Regions from separate parts of the Homo sapiens genome. Here region 2 is linked to region 1. The links are chromatin loops, found by intact Hi-C in ENCODE. Cell type or tissue: HCT116. All regions are shown on one strand. Links, peaks and the distances in the headings refer to the core of each region. The heading gives the core; the rest is flanking DNA.

What was found. Peaks named below come from ENCODE experiments on the same cell type or tissue, not always from the same donor. Only the 100,000 strongest peaks of a DNase experiment are listed, where the experiment ranks them.
Region 2: a loop joins it to region 1, with 6 times the contacts of the local background. A loop is called at or near these places in 4 of 110 quality-filtered maps.

What each region holds. Positions count from the first base shown.
Region 1 is chr6:116,282,014-116,292,448 of GRCh38, reverse strand. It overlaps a transcript of DSE not described here. Among named protein-coding and RNA genes, the nearest start is that of TSPYL1, 7.3 kb to the right of the region's middle. In HCT116, for the core only: a CTCF peak has its summit at 4,589 (motif pointing left); a DNase peak (open chromatin) is centred at 4,568.
Region 2 is chr6:116,842,216-116,852,650 of GRCh38, reverse strand. No RefSeq gene overlaps it. Among named protein-coding and RNA genes, the nearest start is that of GPRC6A, 18 kb to the right of the region's middle. In HCT116, for the core only: a CTCF peak has its summit at 5,198 (motif pointing right); a DNase peak (open chromatin) is centred at 5,230.

The sequences.
Region 1 (10,435 bases), core at 1,869-6,868:
CTACTTTTCTGAAATTGCTCTCACTAAAGACACCCATGCTGTATAGCTGCCGCCCAATTCGGAAACTTTTCTTCCCAGTCTTCATCTCACTCAATATGGCTGCATCCCTTGAACCTTAGCTTCCTGAAGTCCATTCTTCCCTTGCATACTGAAACAACACTCTTCTGGTTCTTTCCCTACCTCTAATGGCTATTTCTCAGTTTCCTCTACTTGTGCCACCTCATCTGTTTCTTTCACGTCAGTGTTCCTCAGAGCTCTATTTTTGGCCTTCCTTTCTTCTTCCTCTACTTGTCTTCCTGGTGTTCTCGTCCACTCTGATGATGTCAACTATCACCTAAACACTCAAGATTTCCAAGTCTAACTGTAAACCCCACTCTTCTCCTGCTCTACAAATACCCAAATCTATCTGATCTACAAATACCCAACATCTCCCTAGAGTCACATGAAACTCTCCTTGTCTGTAGCTGAACTGTTGATCTCTCCTCCCACTACAACCCGATCTTCTTCCTGTATTCCATAACTCAATCACATTTCCACCCATCCTTGTTACCCAAACTAAACAAATCAGTCTTCCTTAACTTCTTGTCTACTTTCATATCTAGTTTTTCAATTGGTTCTACAATTTATCTGACATATTCTGTTGTCAGTTACTACATTCCTAAAGATATCCTCATCTACCCTTGCCTGCATTTTTATAATACTTCACAACTGATATCCCAGCCTTTAATCATATAACCTTCACATCATTTTCCATATGGCAATTAATATTATTTTCTGACACTGTCCATGTCAATCCCCTGTTTAAAAGCCTCCAATATCCTCTAATACCCATAGGATTAACAAATATGTATATATATAATTATATTTAATATATCATAAACATATAATAATGTATAATAAAAAGCCTTTAACTATCAGATTCCATTTTACCTAACCATCACCCCCAACTAATCTCCCTATCTTTCAGTCATTTCCTCAAGCTGGCTGGACTTCTACTTGTATTTGAGTCTTTGTTCAGGGTATTTTAGTCAACCTGGAATTTTCACCCCCTCTCTCTTATTATAATTTTATTTTTCTTATTAGGACTCATCTCAAAATTATCACCTCTGAATTCTTACCAAGCTCTCTTATCAATATAGGAATACAAATTTCCTATTCTGTGCACCCAAAGCCCTTTGTCCACATCTCTCTTGCTGGAACAACACTCTCCTAGTATTATAATTATTGGTATCATCTGGTATTATAATTGTTTGTTTCATCTGGTATTATAATTATGTGTTTCTGTGTCTATCTTCTCCACAACACTGTGGTCCCTAATGAACAAAGTCCATGACTTTCAGATTTTTGTATGCCATCCCACAACTCTTGTGTCCTGCATAAACCTCAACAAATGTTTTGAATTTAGAGAGTTTGGAAAGAACAGACGAAGTGGTCTGGTCTCAAGTCTACGCCTCCAATCTTCTGTGCTACAGATGACATTGCAGAGCACAGTGGTGGCCAGAAAATTGAGCAAACTTAGAATGGGTGCTTTGTTTACTTTTTTGCATTCATAATGCAGTTCTAGGATCAGCATTCAATCAACAATTTCACTGAGGTTGGCTGGAAAAAGTTTCTCCCTTTGGGAGAGAAGTTAGCAGTTAAGAGGATTCCTTTCTGCTTTTGGAATTAGGGAAATATTTCCAATTATGAGAGACCACAAATGGGTAGATGATATACTAAGTGGGAAGGATGCAGATTGTCTCTTCTCAGGATGAGTTTTAAGGAATTATTTCCAAATAAGACTTCATGTATTTCCTGATAACAAACCTTGATTTTCAATAATTGCTCCTGAGTGTAGAACAGTACAAATTAATAAAATATTTATTTGCTAGAGCTCTTATATCCTTGAATTAATTAATCAGCAAGTGAAATCTCTGAACCCCAAGTCTGAGAATCTAGAAATACTGTTAATTTAGAAATATCAGCAGTAGCAGGAGATATTACTTTTAAAATGTGCCCCACATTTAGTAAATGCTTCCCCTGAGGGCACTTAACTCCTAAAAACCATATGTCCTGTTTAGATTAATATATTATAATTAAAGTTTCCATGGCTGTTTAAGCTAGCCATCAGTGTGGAATCATTCAATCAATGCAGCCAACACTGCCTAAGAATCTTCTAGGTGCTAGGCACTAATGATACAGATCCAAGAAAACGAAGTTATTAGAAAATAGGTGGCAGTAACCCTTGAGTTCCCCGGTTACTGTCAAAGATTTCAAGAAATCAGAAAAGCAACATGGCATAGTACAAAGAGCTTTGAAGCCAATAAACTGGGTTTATATCCATACTCCATTACTTATTAGTCATGTAACTTTAGGCAAGTCACCTGATATCTCTGGGATTTCTTAATCTTCACAACAGGGTGAATACTACCTATGTAATGGAGGGGTGAGGCAATTAAATAATATATGAAAAGCATTTAACACAGTATCTATTATGTAGTAAATATTCAATAAATATAAATATTTCTATTTATGATGATGAATGAAATATGGTATTTTTCAAATCAACCTGTCACATTTTTAAAACAGATGTGCATAGAATGGCTTGCTTACAAACCCAGTGAAGTTATAATATAGTCTCAGAGCCAAAGAACTCACAAGGCAGAGTTCTCAGCTAATGGATGAAGTGTTATGACAACCAAAGTATTAAGCTGGATACCATAATATGAACTTTTCATATTGAATCAATTTGTATGTGGAAAGTAGTAAATGACCTTGATGAATTTTGTTTTAAAACAAGAGGGCTGGTTTTCTTTACTTTTTATTATTTTTATTTTTTTTATCATGAAGGTCTAGTTGTTCTGAAAAGGTTCTTTGACCCTAGGACTATATTTCCATTTAAAAAAGAAATTTCTGATATTTTTGTATGATACATGAGCTCTGGAGTTTTAAATGAATGGCAACTAACAAAATGTTTAAAGGGTTTTAGCTGCAGATCTAAATACTACCTAAAAAATACACAGAAATATTTCCTTTGCATGAAATTGCTTAATCTTAGGATATTGAGATGCTTTCACATATAACAGTCATGTTTATTAAATGGCTTGACTGTGAATTTTTGGTATAGTAACAAACAAATCACTATGATTCATAGTGACTTTAAAAAATCTATGCAAGTATTTTCATTGTTTCATGTACATTATTTTTAAATTTTCTTTTAAATTATTATACCTTACCATTTTACCTTACTAAAAATACAGTAGGGGTTTGTCCCACCAAGTACACATTTTATTGGTTATTTAAATAACTAATTTAATTACACATATTTTTCAACTAACACTTCCTGAATTTGACCCATTTAGCTTCATTCCTCTCTCTGAAGGGTAATGGCTCAGATTTTTGTAACTTATTTTAAATATGTAAGTTTTATAGTGAAGCAACATAATATTTGGATTATCCTTTTTATGTTATGTGAGCCAGTGGATAAGTACTTCTACTTATATACTCCCAATTATAAACACACAAAATTTTTGCTCAAAAATGCTGCTAGTATGAATTTCAAAAGGTGTTTTTTTCCCTTAAGACTCTTATAAAATGTGTGCCTGCTACCTCTGTGGTATGGCATTTTAGTTCCAGCAACTACACCTTTTTCCACCACTTGAAGATGCTGTATGTCTAGAATAATGTTGTCCAACAAACTTCTTGCCATGATGAAATGTTGCATGAGATCCAATATAGCAGCCACTAGTCAGATGTTGCTAATAAGTACTTGAAATGTAATTAGTGTGACTGATGAACTGAATTTTTTACTTTACTTCATTTTAATTAATTTAAATCAAAATAGACACATATGGCTAGTGCCTATAGTATTGGACAGTGCAGGTCTTGAATGCATGTTGAAATAGCTGGAGCAGTGGACAAGTATGGTTACTATGTCCTCACGCCCCACTTCTTTCTCAAGCTATTCAATGCTCACCCATAGCAGAATATAAGTCAAGGCTCATTTCTTCCACTGACCACTCTAATCCACAGGGATTATATTCTTCTCTGAAATTCTATATAGTTAGCTGTGTACAGGAAATTGAAAATTTAGTGCCAGATTATACCTTGCACAATAGTCTAACTTTAATATGCCTAAGTTTTAGCATAATACAAATAATATTACCATCTTCTATTCATTGAAAGCTTATAGTACACTTTATATATATCTTATTTCATTTTCATAATAGGCTTGTGAAATATGTATTATAATCTCCATTTTACCTATGAGGAAATTGTGGCTCAGAAAGATGACTAGCTCCAGTCAAACAGCTAGTGAGTAGGAGAGCTGTAACTTGAAATCAGATTCATGACTGCGTAGGGACTTTGTAGGCAGGCTCCTATGAGATACGTAAACAATTTGAGTATTGGAGCCATCATAATAAACCTAAACTTGTCTGAGAAAAATACATTGTAACAATTACAGCTTAGTGGGAATAAAAGTTTGTGATTCAATTTAAATAAAAAAGTATTTAATTTATAGTGAAAGACCATCCCATAGTTCTTCCATCAGAGACTAGATACATCACTTTCTTAAAGACCAGTTGCTCCCTCTAGTGAGCATCAATAGGAATGACATGCCTAGCAGTATTTAAAAGTGACAATCTCAGCAGGAGCTGCACCTTCCTTAAGGATGTCTTGGAAGTTTGTAGATGTGAATTTTAGTAATTACAAAAAATGAGAGTTGCTACTTTTATTAGGTGGTGTCATGGATGCTAGATATCATACTATCCAAGGGAAGTCTCCCTCAACAAAAAATGCTCTCCTTCCCAGAGGGAAAACCTATTTATATTTATCTGAGCCTCGAATTTAACATTTTACATATAAACACTAAACATGTTTACACTGATTTAATGTGCAATAAACTTTCCAGGAAGGAAATTATGGTATTTCATCTAATTTGAGACATCAATTGTAAAACAAAGTATTATTTAAGTATCACCAAGAAAGGAAGACAAGGAGAAAAAACACTGCCAATTAAACTATGACATGATGCATTCTTATACATAATTATTTTATGTTTTTAAAAAGAACTCTTTTAGGCTTTAGACAGAAATAAAATATCATACTTGGAAATAAATGAAAGGAAAGGGAAAAGCAAAATAAATTGTTAAGGTATTCATAAAACTTCATATTCACAAAATTTACTGAAAGTTTGGCTCAGAGGTGTCAATATCCATATTTTTTTCCAAGCAATACTATCCTCTCTGCTATCAAGTGTTTTGATGATGCAATATTTCCTAGAACAGTGCTCAACTCTTCTGTCTAGAAGAGTTTTAATTCAAGCCAGGCATAAATTATTGTAAGTTTTGATGTCAGTACTTTTTTGAGTCTTTCAAAGAGATTAATGGAAAGTTTTAAGGCAACAAACAGCACATATTCTTTCTTCAGATGATCTTTAGTTTGTCCAGAAATTGGTAACAATAACCGGATACACACATGCTCAGGCAGTGATGATGGTAATGATGCAATGACTGACACATGGCTGACAGTGCTTGTAAGACACATCCTGATTTAAGAAATGTGAAATGTATTTCCTATAATGGAAGAAATACAGTAACATGTACCAAGGGGAGCTTTTCCTTTTTCTTTTATAGAACTTAACAAAGATTGGGTCACCATTTCAGAAAACCTCATCACCATGGTATTTGAATCACAGGTAAAACATACCCATATCAGTCTCCATCCATGGTGATTATATCAACAAGTATAACTTTCTAATCACTTTGCTATTTCTTACAGTGTAGGCAATGTTAATGTCCTTACATATCAAAATAGACAATATTATAAATTACTTTTATTTCTCTTTTATGATGTGATTATATTGATGTTTTTCTATTTACCTGTGTAGGCAGGTTATATTATCTATAAATTTCATTTAAGGAAAGTAAAGACTCTTTTAGAAGATATCTGTTATAAAAAGATGGCATTCAGTCTGATAGAGTTGAGAAAATACTGAATTTGGGGATCATCAATAACTGCTTCTCCTCTGAAAAGAAAGAAAATAATTGGGTACTTTCCTTACAAATATTATATTAATATGCTTGTGGATAGGGGAAAGAGGGAAGAGAGAAGAAAATTGTGTATCAAGTTAACATCAATGATGGTTACACATTTTAAGAAAGTGAGTTCACCTTCCATTCACAATTGCTTCAAAGAGAATAAAATACCTAGGAATCCAGCTTACAAGGGATGTGAAGGACCTCTTCAAGGAGAACTACAAACCACTGCTCAACGAAATAAAAGAGGACACAAACAAATGGAAGAACATTCCATGCTCATGGATAGAAAGAATCAATATCCTGAAAATGGCCATACTGCCCAAGGTAATTTATAGATTCAATGCTATCCCCATCAAGCTACCAATGACTTTCTTCACAGAATTGGATAAAACTCCTCTAAAGTTCATATGGAACCAAAAAAGAGCCCGCATTGCCAAGACAATCCTAAGCAAAAAGAACAAAGCTGGAGGCATCACACTACCTGACTTCAAACTATACTACAAGGCTACAGTAACCAAAACAGCATGGTACTGGTACCAAAACAGAGATATAGACCAATGGAACAGAACAGAGCCCTCAGAAATAATACCACACATCTACAACCATCTGATCTTTGACAAAGCTGAGAAAAACAAGAAATGGGAAAAGGATTCCCTATTGAATAACTGGTGTTGGGAAAACTGGCTAGCCATATGTAGAAAGCTGAAATTGGATCCCTTCCTTACACCGCATACAAAAATTAATTCAAGATGGATTAAAGACTTAAATGTTAGACCTAAAACCACAAAAACCCTAGAAGAAAACCTAGGCAATACCATTCAGGACATAGGCATGGGCAAGGATTTCATGACTAAAACACCAAAAGCAATGGCAACAAAAGCCAAAACTGACAAATGGGATCTAATTAAACTAAAGAACTTCTACACAGCAAAAGAAACTACCATCAGAGTGAATAGGCAACCTACAGAATGGGAGAAAATTTTTACAATCTACCCATCTGACAAAGGGCTAGTATCCAGAATCTACAAAGAACTTAAACAAATTTACAAGAAAAAATCAAACAACCCCATCAAAAAGTGGGCGAGGGATATGAACAGTCACTTCTCAAAAGAAGACATTTATACAGCCTACAGACACATGAAAAAATGCTCATCATCACTGGCCATCAGAGAAATGCAAATCAAAACCACAATGAGATACCATCTCATACCAGTTAGAATGGCGATCATTAAAAAGTCAGCAAACAACAGGTGCTGGAGACGATGTGGAGAAATAGGAACACTTTTACACTGTTGGTGGGACTCTAAAGTAGTTCAACCATTGTGGAAGTCAGTGTGGCGAGTCCTCAGGGATCTAGAACTAGAAATACCATTTGACCCAGCCATCCCATTACTGGGTATATACCCAAAGGATTATAAATCATGCTGCTATAAAGACACATGCACATGTATGTTTATTGCGGCATTATTCACAATAGCAAAGACTTGGAACCAACCCAAATGTCCATCAATGATAGACTGGATTAAGTAAACGTGGCACATATACACCATGGAATACTGTGCAGCCATAAAAAAGGATGAGGTCATGTCCTTTGTAGTGACATGGATGAAGCTGGAAATCATCATTCTGAGCAAACTATTGCAAGGACAGAAAACCAAACACTGCATATTATCACTCATAGGTGGGAATTGAACAATGAGAACACTTGGACACAGGGTGGGGAACATCACACACCGGGGCCTATCATGAGGTTGGGGGAGGGGGGAGGGGGGAGGGATAGCATTAGGAGATATACCTAATGTGTAAATGACGAGTTAATGGGTGCAGCACACCAACATGGCACAAGTATACATATGTAACAAACCTGCACATTGTGCACATGTACCCTAGAACTTAAAGTATAATAATAATAATAAAAAAAAGAAAGTGAGTTCACACTTGTTCAGAGAGTACAGGCTTTTGAGACAAACTTTCTGGGTTCGAATCATGGGTCTATTACTTTCTGTACCATTTTGGCCAAGTGACAGTCTCTCTTTGCCTCAGTTTCCTATTGAGTAACACGAAGGTCATAAATGCAATTACCTCATGGGGTTCTTATGACAACTAAAAGATGTGACACACTGGATGTTGTTTATAAAAGTGGCTGGTACATCAGGAGCAGTAAATAAGTGAAAGCTATCATTAATTATAATGATAAAACCTACCTTTCTGCAAAACAAAAATGTCTGAACTTCCGCTAAACTCCTTGCTACCTGAGAAATCATTCCCAAAGAATCTATGATTCCTTGATATTATGGAGAAAAACCTCAGGGTTTTTTGCAGATGTTTTCCCATAGAACTGTATTAGAAAAGATTCAACTATCTTTGGGGGTAGTGAAGTTTATTGTCAATTACAGAAATGCTCTGTCATGGACCAATTTATCCTATATTTTAAAGTGCAAAAAAGGTGATATATGAAGCATAGCCAAAATGTATTTCCTCTGCAAATAAAATATGCCAGTACAGATACACTGTTGTTTTTGTAAGATAATTTGAGGTTTATTTTATTCAAATGAACAAATATTGTTAAGAATCTACCCAAATCTAGCCGGGCGCAGTGGCTCATGCCTGTAATCCCAGCACTTTGGGAGGCTGAGGCGGGCGGATCACCTGAGGTCGGGAATTCGAGACCAGCCTGACCAACGTGGGGAAACCCCTTCTCTACTAAAAATACAAAAATTAGCCGTGTGTGGTGGCCAGTGTCTGTAGTCCCAGCTACACGGGAGGCTGAGGCAGGAGAATTGCTTGAACCTGGGAGGCAGAGGTTGCAGTGAGCCAAGATCATGCCACTGCACTCCAGCCTGGGCGACAGAGTGAGACTCCATAACAACAACAACAACAACAACAACAACAACAACAACAAAGAATCTACCCAAACCTGAGCCCCATGCTATGATGAATAAATGCAAAAGAAGCTGCAACTATGCTCCCATCCCATGAGATGATGCTGGAATGCTGGGATGATGAGACTGACACATATAAATCAACTAGTCCCTAAGAGGAGAAGCACAATTAAGTGCTAAACTGCATGGTGCAGCTCATAAAAGAGTTGCAGGAATTCAGGTGAGGAAGATTAAGGAGCCATAGGCTACTTAGGAAAGATGCACTCAGGAGAAGGGAGAAAGAATTTACCAGTTACTTTATGTATGACTTTGGTAAAGTTAGTTAGCCTCTCAGTGTTACTGTTTCCTCTTTTATGAAATTTGACACTTTAATGCATGTAAAATGCCTAGCACATTTTAAAGCAAGACAGGTTTTTGGTAAGTCTTAGAGAATGTGTAACATCTACCCAGAAAGAGAATTCCCAGATAGCAGGATAACCTGTGTCATGTAAAAGAAACAGGTATCCTTTTTAAGCCTTTTTAGATACAAAAAGGTGAACAAAAAATCCACAAGTAATAGTCCTACTATAATAAGTACAATATTCTGTGTTGAATAGCAACCACAGCTTTGCCTGTATGGCAAAATAACTCCCTGAGCACGTGAGCCTTGGTGCATGTTGACATTCCTAGAGAGTTCCTCCTTCCAAGCAAAGATTCTTTCTTTAAAAAAAAATAGGACATAAAGTATGCATATTTGCTTTTCCCTCTAAAATCCTTGCCCTTTACTGACCCTTCTCCTGAGCACTTGTCCGAAAGCAATCATAACCTGAGCTTTCCATCACCTACAAGGAATAGTTATAATCACAATCACTTCTCTAATGTAATTTTCTTCTAATACACAGAGAACATGAGATACATTACTTCTAATTTTAAATCACGTTCTCTATATATTCAAATATTCCTTATCACAGCTTTATACATGTTCGACAAGAAGAGAAGGAAGAGTTCCTTTAAAGAGTCTCAACGTTATTTGGGGGAAATTACATTCAGCAGAGTCCTGATTATACTTACATGATCCTAATTAGAGTTTTCCTAGCATTACTGGTAAGAGTGTTAATTACATTAATTACATAATGGCTTCTTTGACAAATAAAGCCATATATTCTAAGATTGGTCCAAGCCTGACACTCCTTTCTGCTTAAAAAAAAATAGGAGACATATTGGAATAATAGAAGTTTCCACTTTAGGCCGAATGAAATTATACCAGTTCAAAATAGAAGATGATTTCATGGCAATTAGAAACAGTCTTTGTGGAAAGTTCCAATATTCCTTTTTATTTACACCAAAAGTAATTCCAGCCATGCATCACAGGCTCCATCACTTGTAGAGAGAAATGCATTATATATTTCTGTAGACAGAAACGAAGTAAAGCCTGAAATGATTACCTTGACTTTTTCAGAAAGGAGAGAATTGGAAATACAGTGCTGGTAGTCCGAGGCTTTGATATGTAAACTCACCTAAATATGCTGGTCTTTTCAGAGTTCGTTTGTCATA
Region 2 (10,435 bases), core at 2,367-7,366, 560 kb before region 1:
GCATCCCAGAGATTCTGGTATGTTATATCTTTGTTCTCATTAGTTTCAAATAACTTCTTGATTTATTCCTTAATTTTATTATTTACCCAAGTCATTCAGGAGCAGGTTGTTCAATTTTCATGTAGTTCTGTGGTTTTTAGTAAGCTTCTTAATCTTGAGTTCTAATTTGATTGCACTGTGGTCTGAGAGACTGTTGTGATTTCAGTTCTTTCAAATTTCTACAACACTCCTCAGCAGGAATGTTGTACTTCTGATTATGTGGTCAATTTTAGAGTAAGTGCCATGTGGCAATGAGAAGAATCTATGTTTTGTTGTTTTGGGATGGAGAATTCTGTAGATGTCTATCAGGTCCACTTGATCCAGAGCTGAATTCAGGTCCTGAATATCTTTGTTAATTTTCTGTCTCAGTGGTCTGTCTAATATTATCAGTGGGGTGTTAGAGTCTCCCACTATTATTGCATGTGAGTCTAAGTCTTTTTAAAGGTCTCTACAAACTTGCTTTATGAATCTGGGTGCTCCAGTATTGGGTGCATATTTATTTAGGATAGTTAGCTCTTCTTGTTGAATTGAACCCTTTGTCATTATGTAATGCCCTTCTTTGTCTTTTTTGATATTTGCTGATTTAACGTCTGTTTTGTCAGAAACTAGGCTTGCAACCCCTGCTTTTTGCTGTTTTCCATTTGCTTGGTAAATTTTCCTCCATCTCTTTATTTTGACCCTATGTGTGTCTTTGCATATGAGATGGATCTCTTGAAGACAACATACCAATGAGTCTTGGTTCTTTATCCAGTTTGCCATTTGGTGCCTTTTAATTGGGGCATTTTGCCCATTTACATTTAAGGTTAGTATTGTTATGTGTGGATTTATTCCTGTCATAATGATACTAACTTGTTATTTCAGCAATCATGTCTTACCACAGTGGAGCAGGAAAGAGAGAGCAAGTGGGGAACTGCCACATACTTTTAAACCATCATATCTCATGAGATCTCATTCACTATCACAAAAACAGCATAGGGGAAACTGCCCCATGATCCAATCAGCTCCCACCAGGTCCCTCTCCTAATGCATGGGGATTACAATTTGACATGAGAATTGGGTTGGGACACAGAGCAAACCATGTCATTCAGCCCCTGGCCCCTTTCAAATCTCATGTCCTTCTCACATTCCAAAATAATTTATGCCTTTGCAACAATCTCTCAAAGTCTTAGCTCATTCCAGCATTAACTCAAAAGTCCAAGTCCAAAGTCTCATAATAGACAAGGGAAGTCCCTTCTACCTATGAGCCTGTAAAATAAAAAACAAATTAGTTACTTCCAAGATACAATGAGGGTACAGGCATTGGATAAATTCTCTAAATCTTCTTTTCCAAACGGGAGAAATTGGCCAAAACAAAGGGGCTACAGGCCCCATGCAAGTCCAAAATCCAGCAGGGCAATCATTAAGTCTCAAAGCTCTGAAATAATATCCTTTAACTGCATGTCTCACATCCAGGGCATGTTGATGCAAGGGTTGGGCTTCCAATGCCTTGGGCAGCTCCACCCCTGTGGCTCTGCAGGGTACAGCCCTCACAGCTGCTTTCATGGGATGGCATTGAGTGCCTGCAGCTTTTCTAGGCACATGGTGCAAGCTGCTGGTGGATCTACCATTCTGGGATCTGGAGGATGGTGGCCCTTTTCTCACAGGTACACGAGGCAGTGTCCCAGTGGGGACTCTGTGTAGGGGCTCCAACCCCACATTTCTTCTCCTTATTGCCTTAGTAGAGGTTCTCCATGAGGGTTCTGTCTCTGCAGCAGACTTCCACCTGGACATCCAGGCATTTCCCTACATCTTCTAAAATCTAGGTGGAGGCTCCCAAACTCTTGCTTTTTCTGCACTTGCAGGCCCAACACCATATAGAAGTCACCAAGGCTTGGAGCTTGCACTTTCTGAAGCAACAGCCTGAGCTGTTCCTTGGCCCCTCATAGCCACAGCTGGAGCTGGAGCAGCTGGGACACAGAGCACCATGTGCCAAGGCTGCACAGAGCAGTAGGGCCATGGGCCTGGCCCACAAAACCAGTTTTTCCTCCTAAGGCCTCCAGGCCTGTGAGGGGAGGGGGTACCATGAAGATCTCTGAAGTGTTCTGAAGACATTTTCCCCCTTGTCTTGGTGATTAACTTTTGGCTCTTCTTTACTTATGCAAATTTCTGCAGCCAGCAGCTTTAATTTCTTTCCAGAAAATGGGTTTTCATATTCTACTACATGGTCAGGCTGCAAATTTTCCAAACTTTTATGCTTTCCTTTAAAACATAAGTTCCAATTTCAGTCCATCATTTTGTGAACCCATATAACTGTATGCTGTTAAAAATAGCCAGGTCACGCTTGAATGCTTTGCTGTTTAGTGTTTTCTTCCATCAGTATATTAGTCAGGGTTCTCCAGACGGAGAGAACTAATAGGATATATGTATATACGAACTAGAGTTTATTAAGGAGAATTGACTCACATGATCACATGGTGAAGTCCCACAATAGGCTGTCTGCAAGCTGAGGAGCAAGGAAGCCAGTAGTGGCTCAGTCCGAGTCCCAAAGCCTCAAAAGGAGGGAAGCCAACAGTGCAGCCTTCAGCCACAGACTGAGAGCCCCTGGCAAACCACTGGTGTCAGCCCAAGACTCCAAAGGCCAAAGAACCTGGAATCTGATGTTCAAAGGCAGGAGACATCCAGCATAAGAGAAAGATGAAAACTGGAAGACTCAGTAAGCCAGCTTATTCCACCTTCTTCCACCTGCTTTTTCTAGCCAAGCAGGCAGCCAGTTGGATAGTGCCCACCCACACTGAGAGTGGAGTCTTCCTCTCCCAGTCCACTGACTCAAATGTTAATTTCCTCTGGCAACACCCTCACAGACACACTCAGAAATAATACTTTGCATCCTTCAAACCCATCAAGTTGACACTTAATATTAACCATCACAGCCGGATACCCTAAATCATCCCTCTCAAGTTCAAAGTTCCACAGATCTAGTATAGGGGCAAAATGCCACCAGTCTCTTTGCTAAAGCATAGCAAGAGTGACCTTTATTCCAGTTCCCAATAAGTTCCTCATCTCCATCTGAGGCCACCTAAGCCTGGACTTCATTGTCCATATCACTATCAGCATTTTGGTCAAAGCCATTCAACAAGTCTCTAGAAATTTCTGAATTTTCCCATACTTTCCTGTCTTCTTTTGAGCCTTCCAAACTATTCCAACCTGTACCATTACCCAGCTCCAAAGCTGTTCCACATTTTCAGTTGCCTTTGTAGCAGTGCCCCACTCCCAGTACCAATTTTATGTATTAGTTCATTATCACACTGCTATAAAGAACTACCTGAGTCTAGGTAATTCATGAAGAAAAGAGGTTTAATTGACTCACAGTTCTGCAGGTTTAACAGGACGCATGACTGGGAGAAATTTCTAAGCCTCAGGAAACTTACAATCATGGCAAAGGGGAAGCAAGGCACATCTTGCCATGGCATAGAAGGAGAGAGAGAGCAAGGAGGGAACTACCACACACTTTTAAACCATCAGATCTTGTAAGAACTCTCGTTCTTGTAAGATCCAATCACCTCCTACCAGGTCTCTCCCATGACACGTGGGGATTACAATTTGACACAAGATTTGGGTGGGGACACAGAACCAAACCATATCACTTTCCAACTCATTTTATGACATCAGCATAACCCACCTGTCAAAAACTGACAAAGACATTACAAGAAAAGCAAATTACAGAATATCACTTATAAGCATAGATGCAAAATATCTCAACAAAATAGATTCAACAATATATTAAAAAGATAATACATTATGCAAAGGGGGTTATTCCAGGAAAGCAAGAATACCATAATTTTCTAAAATTAATCAATATAATGTATTACATTAATACAATAAAGAAAAATCAGCACCTCAATAAACATAGAAAAGGCATTTGACATAATTCACCAACCACTCATGTAAAAGCACTCAGCAGACTAGAAAAAGAAGGAAACTTAATTGGGCTCTGTGTCAGGCTGTTCTTGCACTGCTATAAAGACATACCAGAGACAGGGTAATTTATAAAGAAATTAGGTTTAATTGGCTCAAGGTTCTGCAGGCTTCACAGGAAGCATGGTGCTGGCATCTGCTCAGCTTCTAAAGAGGACTCAGGAAGCTTATAATCATGGTGGAAGACAAAGGGGGAGCAGGAATGTCACATGGCAAAAGCAGAAGCAAGAAGAGAGAGTGGAGCAGGGGGAGGTGCCACACTCTTTTAAATGACCAGGTCTTGCAAGAACTCACTATCACAAAGACAGCACCAAGACATGAGAGATCCATCCCAATGATCCAAACATCTCCCACCAGACCCCACATCCAGCATTGGGGATTACAATTAAGCATGAGATTTGGGTGGGGACAAATATTTAAACTATATCAGGCTCAAAAAGGAGAACTGTTACAAAATTAATGAATGAAAATAAGCTGAAACAATGCTTTGTCTATTGTCTCACTCCAAAAATTGGACTGGTGAAATTTATTCTTGCCTTTCAATTTGGGTTTACAAGCAGTCACAAAGATGATGATGTTGATGACAATGACAATAATGACAATGATGGTGACTGTATTTTGTTTAGAAAATTCTTTTGTTCTCAGGATTCAATGACTTGATTAGAATGTCTGGTCCAAATGAATACAGCAAAGAAGAAATTTCACATTTATAGAATTCAGGTGAGCTAAGGTTGAACATATTTTTCTCTAAAACTGAAGTAAACTTACTTCTCGAGGCCCCATATCTGCTCAGGAGTGATAATGCAACCTTATTAGTTCAAGGTAAATGCAGTTATTCAAATATTCAACAAATATTGCTGAGCACTTAGTATGTGTCAGGCACTTGGGATTCATTGAACAAAACAGAAAAAAATCTGGCCTTTGGGGAGCTGATATTTTAGCCAAGACAATTAGATAATATTATGAATGAATAAATTATACAACAGGTTAAAAGGACATGAATATGGAATAAAGTCAAAATTATACAGGATAAGTGGGATCAAGAGTGCTTGGGGGTGGGAATACCAGGAGGCCAGGATAATAGTGTTAATGAAGGTCATCAGTGTAGGCCTCGTTGAGAAGGTGATGTTTGAGCAAATACTGAAGGGAGGTGAAGGGGTTCACCAAGTGGCTATGTAGAAGCACAGAGTGCTAGAAAATGGAATATATTATTTCAAGTTACCAGTAGGTGGGGATGTTGAATAATATTTTTCTAGATTTTCACAAGCCTTGTTCCTAACAACAAGGAAAAAAATGTGGGCATGTGAGCAAACATCTGTCCTATTATATAATCTCTTTTTTAATAGAAAATTTTTTCAAATATAATAAATAACTTTTTAAATGTTTCAAAATAACTGTAAAAATGATTGGATTCAGCCTAGAATGTGAAATCTAGAACTTTTGGAGGGAGGTCCTCTCACCACACAGGGTCAACACTTCAGCGTTTTGCTTCTGAGCTGCTTAGGGGGCTTTAAATCTCATCTAAACTTTGGACTCAATGCTTTCAAAGTGAACTACAGATTACAAATGATGGATAAGTGCCTCACCCGCACACTTCAAGTATGAGGGAGAGGCTGATTCTACTTATTCTCCTACTATTAATAAAGTTATTAAGCAGCTACTGACGGATATCTGGTGCTAAAACAGGTGTTTTCCATACTAGGCCTCATTTAATCTTCATAGCAGCTCTAGGAGGTCAGCATTATCAACTATATTTTACAGATAAGGGAACTGACAAATTAAGTTACTTGACTGCGTTCATTTGACTAGTAAGTGATAAAGACAGAATTTGAGCCTAGCCTTGGCTAACTCATGTTTTGATGCTCATCTGCCTAATATCAAAATTCATTTTCTAAGTTTTAAAGGAAGAACTAACTTAAAAACGTGCATTGCTGGTTTAGCACTTTCTACTAAAGCTAAACATACCTCAATTTAAGGTATCCAATTGATGGCCAGCGTACATTTTGTCCTAGGAGTCAATTCTAACTCAGGAGCCTAGGGATCAAGTGAAACTAGCAAATATCTCCCTCAGTGCCAAAACTATAGCATTTGCTCACCCCTCTTGAAATGCAGCTTCAGTCTCATTGTGAAGTTTTGCTAGCATTTATGGAAGTTGCCAGTTTAGCAACAAAAGAACTATGTTTTCCTAACTTATCTGTGAAGTTATGTTCTTGGACAAGTCATTCTCACCTAAAGGTACACTGTTTTTCCCTGATGCTTTAGGGAATAACAATGGAAAGGAATCTGAAAAAACAAGATACAGAGTGCTAGAAAATATTTTTAATACATGTGTCTAATGAAGAACTTGCATCCAAAATTATAAAAGTCTCCTTTAAGTTGATGAGAAAAAGAGACAAACTCTGTTTTTAAGGTAAAAACACTTAGAAAAGGCACTTCATGAAAAATATTTCCAAATGGCTAATCAGCATTTAGAAAGTTGTTCAATACTTTGTTCACCAGTAAAATGCACATTAAGCTTATGAGACATCCACTAAAATGGCTAAAATGAAAAAGATGATGATACCAAGTATAAAAAGGAAAAGAAACAATTGGGACTCTCATACATTACTACAGAGACTGAAAATTTATACAACTATGTTGAAAACCAATTAGCACTTTCTACTGAAGCTAAACATACATTTACCTTTTGACCCATCAATTAAATTTTATCCCTTGAAAATATGTTGTAAAAATACACGTATATTTACCAAAATATATTACAAGAATATTCATAGGATGATTTTTTTAGTATCCCAATCTAGGAACAATCCAAATATCAGCCAATAGTAGAATGGATAAATTAATGTGATATATTTTTACAATGGAATTCTATACAGCACTGAAAAAAATTAATTACAGTTTATATGACAAAATGGATAAACCTCATAAGCATATTGCTAAGCAAAAGAAACCAAATGCTGTATGAGTCTATTTATATGTAATTTAAATCCAGATAAAACTCTATGTGATAAAAGTCAGAAGAGTAGCTATCCTTACTGGAAGGTAATGACTGGCAGTAGGCTTAGGGAGTCTTCTAGAGTGATGGCAATATTCTGTATCTTGATGTCAGTGTAGGTATACATATGCTTAATTTGTAAAAATTAATCAAGATGTTGTGCTGTTACCTGTACATATATCACACCACAATAAAAATAGTTAAATACATCCCCAGTTCAGCATAACATAGTAAAAATGGAAAATAAGATGAATGGAAAATATGAAGTGTAACCTGAGAGAAACACTGTTTAGCTACAAAGAAACCAGAAAGACTAATGATAAACTTATCTTCAATATGCAATTGATAGCTTTCACACCAACGAGTAAAAGTGAAAAAATAAAGAAAACTTTATCATTTCAGTATGAGGCAGTAAAGGAGGGTGGCAAGCAAAGGAAAAGAAGAGATGGAAGTAACTTCAAATGTAGTAGGAATCACACTACAGGTAAATGGATTAATTTACCTATTAAAATCAGAGAATTTTGAAATCAGGTAGATTTTTTTTAAAAAACTCTTAACTGTATGTGCTTACAAGACAATCCTAAAACAAAATGGAACACAAAAGTCAAAAAATTATGGAGTAATATATACCAGGTAAGTGCTAGCCAGAAGAAAGCTGGCAGTATAATTTTAGTATCAGACAAAATAGGATTTAAGACAAAACATGATACTAGGGATAAAATGAAAAACCCACGAAGAGAATGTAACTATCATAAACATGTATATGTACACCTAGTAATGTAGCTTGAAATATATACAGCAAAACTGGCCAAATTTCAAAATGACATTAACAAATCCCCATTAGTGGATAGCTTTATTTTAACATAGTTTTTATACATATGATATACCTGCATAAATGTAAAGAAACTGTAAGTGCACAGTTCAATTAATTTTCATTTATCAAATTCTGTACCTGGCACCCAGACTGAGAAACAGATCATCAGCATTCCAGAATCCCCTTGTTCCGTTTCCAGTTACTTGAACTCAAGGGTAAACATTATCTCAAATTCTAACACTATAGGATGATTTTGATTGCTTTTTAACTCTATATAAGTGGAATAATATACTAAGCATTCTTTTGTGTTTAGCTTCTTTTTTTCAGCATTATGTTTGGGAGCTGTATCCAATTGTTGCATCTAGATATAGTTAGTATGGGTGAATATACCAAAATTTGTGTTTACATTCTACTGTTGATGGACATTGCAGTTGTTTCTAGTTTTGCATCTCACAAATTGAGCTACTATAAAGATTATTATAAGTGCCTTTTGGTGAAGTTACATGTATATTTCTGTTGGGAGGCTTTCCTAGGAGTGAAATTTCTGGGTAATAGGTGTATGCATGTGTTTAACGTTAGTACATACTGGCAAACAGCTTTGTAATGTTGTAGTAATTTATATTTCCCCCAGGAGTGAATGATAAATCTGGCTGCTTTGAATCCTTACCAACAGTTTTTCTTTCTTTCTTTCTTTTCTTTTTCTTCCTTATTTTATTTTATTATTTTTTATTTTTTTGAGACAGAGTCTCCCTCTGTTGCCCCGGCTGGAGCGCAGTGGCACGATCTTGGTTCACTGCAACCTCCACCTCCTGGGTTCAAGCAATTCTCCCACCTCAGCCTCCTGAGTAACTGGGATTACAGGAGCCCGCCACCACATCTGGCTAATTTTTGTGTTTTTAGTAGAGACAGGGTTTCACCATGTTGGCCAGGCTTGTCTTGAACTCCTGACCTCAGGTGATCCACCCGCCTCAACCTCCCAAAGTGCTGGGATTACAGGTGTGAGCCACCATGCCTGGCCCCAGTACGTTTTCATTTTAACCATTCTGAATCAAGCACTGGTATTTGTTGTTTTAACTTTTATTTCAGTAAATGAAGTTGCACCTCTTTTCATACGTCTATTGGTTCTTTGAATATCCTTTTATGTGAAGTTTCTTTAAAGTCTTTTGTCTATTTTCCTACTGGGTTGAATGCTTTTTCCTTATGGATTTATAAGAGTTTTTTTAATGTTTATTCTAGATAGGAATACTTTGTAGGATATATCTAACCATGGGAGATTGATAGCTCAAGCAAAAGAGCAAAAACAGTAAGAATAAATAATATTTAGGAGCGTCATGATATGTATTTTTAAGACTGACAAATAGAGAATTTGCATCCTTTTTAAGCATACATAGGCTGTTTATAAAAATTGACCATGTCACAAAGAAAGTCTTAATAACAGCTTAAAAAAATCAGTATTATACAGTACTGATTTATACTTGTTATCAGTATATAATGAGATCAGATCATATTTTCTAGCTATTAAAATATAAATCAACAATAAAACACCAGTTTTTTTAAAATGCTCCCTTAGTGCCCTGTAATAAATGACTGGACTTGAAGCTACTTTGGAAATTAGGACTATAAAAGGTTTACCCATCATGATTATGGCTCTGTGAGAGGAAGCATGTGGGAAGACCAAAAGTAACTAGTGGAAAATCAGTGGCAGCACATCCATTTTCCAGGTTTAGGAAATGCTGCAGGCTATGTCTCTCTAGGCTAAATAAAGGCTGAGATGTGAGAGCGCTAGAGAAAATAAATAAATAAATAATCTGACCACTGTTCTTAATTCAACCCAGTGTTTCACATTTTATTCATACATAAAAATTCTTTTATCAAAGGACAACTATTAACATCTTAAGGAACAGTTTGGAAAAACTAACCTAGAGATTTTAATTCTTTGTCTCTTCCTCTTGTAGCTCACATAAAACGCTTTATTTGATTTTCCTGGTACCCAAACTAGGAAGTCATCAGAAGACTTTTGCTAGCATTCTGTCATTCTTTGACTCTGTAACTCATTAATGTTTTGTTTTTCTTATATCTCCTGGAGGATTTTTAAAGTGGAGTTAGGGGTTTTTTTTGCTTACTTTATGATCACGAGAAAATGCTTTCATCATCTTTTGTTTACTAAAGCAAAGTATAATGGTTATAAACTAACTATGAAAGTTAAATGTAAAAATACACTAAAAGATAGTAACAAAGTTCAAAAGTTGGAAAATGTTAATTATTACTCTTTTCCTGTTTTTTTCTTTACTGTCTTTGAAGACAAATGGGGGAAGCCTTTGATCATCTGTGTTTTCCAAAATACATATTTTCTGTTACTATTAGATAAACACAAAAACTGAACTATGAAGTTCAAACCAAATGTTTCAACCACATCTCATTAAAAGCAATGTTTACATACTTAGTAGGAGAAAAGAAAAACAATTTGCATTTTATCTTTTATCCTATTTTATCTTAGTATTCTAGGATAAATATATTAATAGTATAAAATATTGAGAAATAGTACACAGTTTTCTTGAAATTATGTCTACTTCAAATTTCAGTATATATAGCCAATTAATTTGACTTCCTGAATCTGCTCCAGAATCTTTAGT